Linked DNA regions of Homo sapiens: region 2 is linked to region 1. The links are chromatin contacts, found by Hi-C in ENCODE. All regions are on one chromosome and are shown on one strand. The core of a region is the stretch at or near the end of the contact, and the rest is flanking DNA. Distances in the headings are between cores, read along the strand shown. Region 1 holds the start of SPART-AS1 (SPART antisense RNA 1). Region 2 holds the start of COG6 (component of oligomeric golgi complex 6).

What was found. A loop is a pair of places that touch in the nucleus more often than their neighbours do. Pooled maps may share reads with other maps.
Region 2: a map of CD8-positive, alpha-beta T cell shows a loop between it and region 1 (25-fold over the local background). The contact joins the promoter of COG6 here to the promoter of SPART-AS1 in region 1. A Hi-C loop is called at or near these places in 2 of 168 maps with a recorded cell type or tissue (CD8-positive, alpha-beta T cell and naive thymus-derived CD4-positive, alpha-beta T cell) and 8 of 50 pooled maps.

The regions. Positions count from the first base shown.
Region 1 is chr13:36,344,860-36,348,050 of GRCh38, forward strand. SPART-AS1 (SPART antisense RNA 1) reads left to right here and starts at 1,572. Exons shown (of 5, transcript NR_045181.1): 1 at 1,572-1,648. It overlaps SPART (spartin), which reads right to left and starts at 1,535. Exons shown (of 9, transcript NM_015087.5): 1 at 1,366-1,535. RefSeq lists a silencer at 1,384-1,433.
Region 2 is chr13:39,654,089-39,657,279 of GRCh38, forward strand. COG6 (component of oligomeric golgi complex 6) reads left to right here and starts at 1,574. Exons shown (of 19, transcript NM_020751.3): 1 at 1,574-1,791. The coding sequence starts at 1,639. RefSeq lists a silencer at 1,838-1,887.

The DNA.
Region 1 (3,191 bases), core at 322-2,821:
CCAAAATCTGTTCCGATACCAGTAGTTCACCTAAATTCTAATTTTTTAACGTTCTAATAAAACACATTTATTTCAACATAACTACATGTATGTCTGTGTATGTCTTAAAAAATACCCGAGAAAAGGTAAAATTCTGCATTAAAATACCTAGCAATTTAGTTCGATTCCATAAACACTGAAAGAAGTAACACTCTCACTTAACAGTCAACATTACAAGCAGTCTTTAATAATACCGCATTTAACTCCTTAGAGCTAGCACAAGTTGATCTAATGCCTATTTGGCCCTTTACCAAAAAAGCGGAGGGGGCTTTGTCTAACACCTGTATACACCTCCCTCCGTAGCATCCCGCTCATTCTAGCTTCTTAGGGAAACCATAGACAACGACGTTTCAGAGAGTGCCAGAGGTGAAGCCGACCCGAAACCACATTACAGAAAGGCTTCCTGTTTCAAACAGGTCCAATAAAGCCACCAAATTAAGTCTACGATTATAAAGAACTGCGAATCAGAAAATAATTCCATATAGGTGCAGTCTTCTATTACTTTTTTCCCCACTTTCGGAAATTTCAAAGAAAAATTGCTACATTCTTAAATATGAGGCCATTATTTCAAAGGCTGTAACAACCTGGAACGCAAATTCGTTAAATTATGATACAATAAGGCCAACCTCGAGGATCCTCGGTGGACTACTAGCGCACTTCCTTACAATTAGAAAGTGAAAAACTGGGTCAGCCCTAGAGTCACGCAATAATGCTGCGTCACGAAACTGCGCATTCCAAGAGAAACTTTTCTCAGGCCCAGAATTAAGTCGGAGGGATCCGCCGCGCAGCTCAATCCCTAGGAAGCATGAAAGAATGTATTGTAAAGAGTAAAATCACGCGCAATCCATCCCAATATAACCGCAGTTGTTCGTGGGCCTTCTTGCAGAGAAAGGCTGCCCAACCTTGACGGGGCCATGGGCGCTGCGGGAGGGCAAAAGACCACAGAGATCTGCGAAGCCAAAGTAAACAACGGGGTTGGGGCGGCGAGAATGATCAATAGCGATGCTCCGAAAGGACTCCGCGATAGGAATCGAGCGGGAAGGATTCCCTCCATCCTAACAGTCCATGGGTTAAGAGGCCGAAGCTTCCCTAAATACCACACTCCCGCGAGAGAAGGGACTGAGAACAACTTCTCAAACTATTCTCTCTCGAAATCGCTCCCTTCCTCGAAAATTCCATCTCTGAGACTCGGATGAGGTCCCCACCCCCTCCACCCTTGTCCCGTGACCGTCGCCCGCTCAGCCTCCCAGCCGAGTCCGCGGGGCCTGGGGCGCCCACCCCGCCCACCCAAGGGACCGCGCAGGGGTGAACTCCCCCGCGCCCCACCTGCGCCTTCCAGACCTCGGGCGCCCCGGCGTTGCCTCGAGAGCTCCCTGCGCGGCCGCCGCGGCACGGACCAGCTCCCACTCCCTTACACTGGGCGCCGCTGCGCTCGCCGGGGGCCGGTCCCGAGGTTCCCAAGGCCTCGCGCGCGCGCTTGCCGTGGCAACCAAGACGTTCCACGACGCGCGCTCTCGAACGCTTCGCGTCACGCGGCCGCGCGGCCCCGCCCGTCGGCCTCGCTCCCGCCACAGAGCCCGCAGCACGCCGCCGCCGCAGCCTAGGTCACGTGAGTACCCACGCGCGCGTCTTGCCAGCGGATTCATCACCGGCCTGCTCAGACTAGGTTCTGCCCACTCTGACCTTCTAAATGGTACGTGGGAGGACGTCCGTCCCCTTCGGACCCAAGAGTCACCGTAACACTCTAGAAGGGGAGAAAAGGAGCGAGGGCGGCAGGCGACAGAGAACCTCGCGAGTCAGCGGCCCCGCGCAGACCCCCCCAGGCACGGTCCCCTGCGGCCACGTCGGCTGCTCGGCGCCTGCGCAATCTCTTTCTCTCCAGCGAAACCGAGGCCTCCGGAGAGCCTAGTAGAGAGTGTGGGCAGTGAGCGCTTGTAGCCGCTAGAGGGAGCGCTGGGCACAGTGCACGAGAGACAATAAAGGCTGATTATCCCCTCAATGTCTCTGCAGCCTGAGCTTTGTGACTTCTGTATCCAGAGCACAGTTAATTTCCAAAAGCCCGCCTGCACCACGTGTTTTAAGTCTTGGTGTGTGTGTAAAGTCTATATCACTATCATAAAACTGTTAGTTCCTGATTCCGGGATACAAAGAGTAAAATCAAGATGAACATACTTTACCCTTCTTGACAAGTGTTTTTAAATTAGTAAAATATTGTAGATGACAGACTCTTCAATAGGGCTGCCTTAGGGAAAAAAAAACAGAAAAAAGAAAAAGCAGTATGTACTTGCCCGGAGCATTTAGAACCAGTTTTGTTGTTGTTGTGTTTTTGTTTTGTTTTGAGACAGAGTCTTACTATGTTGCCCAGGCTGGAGTGCAGTGGCATGATCTCGGCTCACTGCAACCTCTGCTTCCCAGGTTCAAGCGACTCTCATGCCTCAGCCTCCAGAGAAGCTGGAATTACAGCTGTGCACCACCACTCCCGTCTAATTTTTGTATTTTTAGTAGAGACGGGGTTTCACCATATTGGCCAAGCTGGTCTTGAAAGCTTGACCTCAAGTTAGCCAGGCTGGTCTCGAATTCCTGACCTCAAGCGATCCACCTGCCTCAGTTTCCCAAAGTGCTGGGATTACAGGCGTGAGTCACCGCGCCTGGCCTTAGGACCAGTTAAGTGACTCCCTCAAATCTCAGAAAGGTAGCAGTCAGTCATCCCAAAAAGCAAAACCTATTAGGAATATATTAATACAGTGGTTTCAAAATGATTTTGCTCTTATACCCCCAAAGGAGTCCCCAAAGACTATGACTGTATTCTCACTTCCACGTTTTTGGATTGACCATCACAATTTCTCATCTGACTTAAATAGTTACAAAAGAAGCAACTTCTGTTTTATTATAAATTAACATTTTAAAATAAAAGTTATATAACTTTTAAATGTAGCCAGTGGAATCTAAATACCAATTTAATATCTAAAATCATCAATTTTTAAAACTACATGAACAAGCTTTTAACAGAAGGAAATTTTACATCATTTCTTTTCTTCTTGAACTCATATTTCCGTTCCATATTGTGAAATTGTATGTCAATATTTCTTTAGTCTTGCAAATATTGGCCAGGCTTGGTGGCTTATGCCTGTAGTCCCAGCTACTCCAGAGGC
Region 2 (3,191 bases), core at 324-2,823, 3.3 Mb after region 1:
GCCATTCAATTCATTCATTTAAAGTGTACAGTTCAGTGTTTTTTAGTATATTTACAGAGTTGTGCAACCATCACCACAATTTAGCTTTAGAGTATTTTCATCTCCCCAAAAATTAACCTGTACCATGAACTGACACTCCCCATTCCCTCTTCCCAACACTCCTCTTCCCAGAACCACTCATCTACTTTCTATCTCTATTGATTTACCTATTTGGGAGATTTCACATAAAGAGGTCATACAATATGTGGTATTTCATGACCGCTCCTGACTTGGCATGTTATCATCGTCATTCCTTTTAATTGTACATATTTGCAAGCTCTACATTATATTATTGCTTTGTATATATGCAAATTCATTTGGATATATACACCTTAGGTAAACCTTTGATATTTTAATTTTGGTTACACTGAACTTAAATTTATCTGTGAAAGAGAAAAGACATCTTACAATATTGAGTCTTCCTGTTGAAGAGAACAATATATTTTTTCATTGATTTAAGTTTTATGTTCTCCCAGTAGCATTTTAAAGTTTTCTTCATCTAGGTTCTCTGTATTTTTTGTTGAATTCATACCTAGATATTGCTGCTTTTTGTATATTTTTTTCTTTTGGATAGTTGGGCCTTCTCTTCTTCATTAGAGTAGAGATGAGTGGTTTTGTCAGTGCTTTCTTTATGTGACCTCTGTAATAGGTAATTTTCCCTTAAGTCTGATATACAATATAACTATGTACATAGACATATATGAAACAAGGAAAATTTATGACAAGAGCCAAATAGTGTTTCTGACAAATAATTCACAGAAGCCCAGCGATTTTATTTTGATCCAAATTTTAAAAACTGAGAAAAGAAAGAAAAAAAGCAATGATGTTTGTTTTCCAGAGTTTCCCGGGAAGTTTTTTCAACTTGTTACATTTTTATCCATTACTTTACAGCTACATGGGCTCTGGTCCATTTGTGTCAGGGCCAAGTTCATCTTGTTTTGAGGCCTGTACACTTACACACTTTCTTCTGCCTGGGAATGATTTCTCCTCACATTCTGATTCTCCTTCAAATCTCAGTTTAAGTGTCAACTCCTCTCCAAACCTCCCTGAGTGAAGTGGGCCTTTCCCTCCATTTTCTTTCACTGTACTACTTCATCCCCTGAGCACTCATCACAACCTAATAACATCTATTAACAGCTTTGTCTGTTTCAGACACACAATGTAGATTCTCCAATGCCTACCAGAGTACCTGGCACATACTATGCCTTCAATAAATAATTTTCAAAAAAATGAATTCAGATAAGGCAAATGTAATTTAAACTTTCAGTTAACTTATATTGAATGTATATGCCAGGCACAAGTCATGGTGTATTTTACATACTACATTTGGTTGTCATCTAATTAGCTCTGAAGGTCGCAGATCCATAATTCCAAAGTCCTCTCTAATCCTATAAATTTTCTCCTTCTACCTGAGGGTCTTGTCCCGCCCCCCACATCTTCTCCGCCCCTCACGCTTCTGAGAGCCCAAGCAGGGTTACCCGGCGAAGACTTCCGGGGCCGATGCGCATGCGCGGCCGATTTGCACATGCGCAATACTCGCGCTGCCTCCGTGGTCCCTGCCTGGCTGAGGTGGCAGCAGGGGGCGGGACGCGCAGCGCTATGGCAGAGGGCAGCGGGGAAGTGGTCGCAGTGTCTGCGACCGGGGCTGCCAACGGCCTCAACAATGGGGCAGGCGGGACCTCGGCGACGACCTGCAACCCGCTGTCGCGCAAGCTGCATAAGATCCTGGAGACGCGGCTGGACAACGACAAGGTAACCGGGGCTGGCGGGGCCGGAGTCACAGGTTCCTGCGGGGCTGAGCCGGGCCAGGGGCGGCGTCTGTCAGGGACCCACCGCGGTCTCCCTCGTCCCGGCAGCAGAGGGACCGCGAGTGACCCCAGACCTGCGGGCTCCGCTGCTCTGCGGGCGCCGGGGGCGGTGAGAAGGGGGAGCCCCAGCAACCTCCGGAAAAGCGAAGGGGTTTCCTGGGTGTTCTCTCCACCTGAAAAGGTGCCTTCAAGGCTCTCTGGATGGGATTGGTGAACGGTGGTGCCTCGAGAAGTGTCCTCCAAACACCCCTGGAGGCGTTTGGCTGTGTGAGCTGGGAGAGTGGAGGAGAGCACAAGACTGGATATGAAACAGATGCAAAAGAGCAGATTCCAAGATAAGGTAGCGCAAATGGGGGTCGGGAGACCAAGAGAGCAGTGGTAGGGATAAGGGTGCATTTCCACGGACAAGTGACAACAATTGCAATAATTTGCAGCGCGAAAGAACTACCTTTGCCCGTGGCTGAAATGAACTCATATCTACTAGTTTTTGTTGAGCCAAGCGCTATGATTTGTGGGCTCAGGCTGTATTTCTTTAGAAGATAAACTGACAGCATGCTCTCACAAGTACCTCCTGAAACTTAAGTTGGACTTTACAGCTCCTCACATACCCAGCCATCTCTTCTGTCTCTGTGGGTCGCTAGGTAAATTGGTCATGACAGTGTAACATAAAGAAGAACATATGTCAAAGTTAGAGAGTTTTATAGGTGAATATGTAGGTAACTGAAAATAAGCTGTCGATAACAATTTGATTCCGATATGTAAAAAAATAACATTGCAATGTAATGAATAAGAAATTAGGGCTCTGGAGACTACCACTTATTAGATAGAACCACTAAATGTGTGCATCATGATTTGAGTAAGTCCCTTCACTAATCTCAGCTTCTGTTTAGGAATTAGGAATCCTGCTGTTAAGTTTCTCATGGTTGTTATTTGAGGACTCAGTGAGAGACTCCAGGTAAAGTCCTTTGCAAAGAGCCTGGCACTTACTCTTTCTTAACAAATATTAATTTTATCATAAAATTTATGAAGTGTTTAATGTGTCTCATATTGATATTTATTATATCATTTAAGACTGCTACTTGCTCTGATATAGATAACATGGCCTTCTTTTTTGGACAGAGTTTTGCTCTTTTTGCCCAAGCTGGAGTGCAATGGGCGCAGTCTCGGCTCACTGCAACCTCTGCCTCCCGGGTTCAAGCGATTCTCCTGCCTCAGCCTCCCAAGTAGCTGGGATTACAGGCATGTGCCACCACGCCTGGCTAATTTTGTATTTTTATTAGAGACGGGGTTTCTCCATGTTGGTCAGGCTGGTCTTGAACTCCTGACCTCAGGTGATCTGCCCGC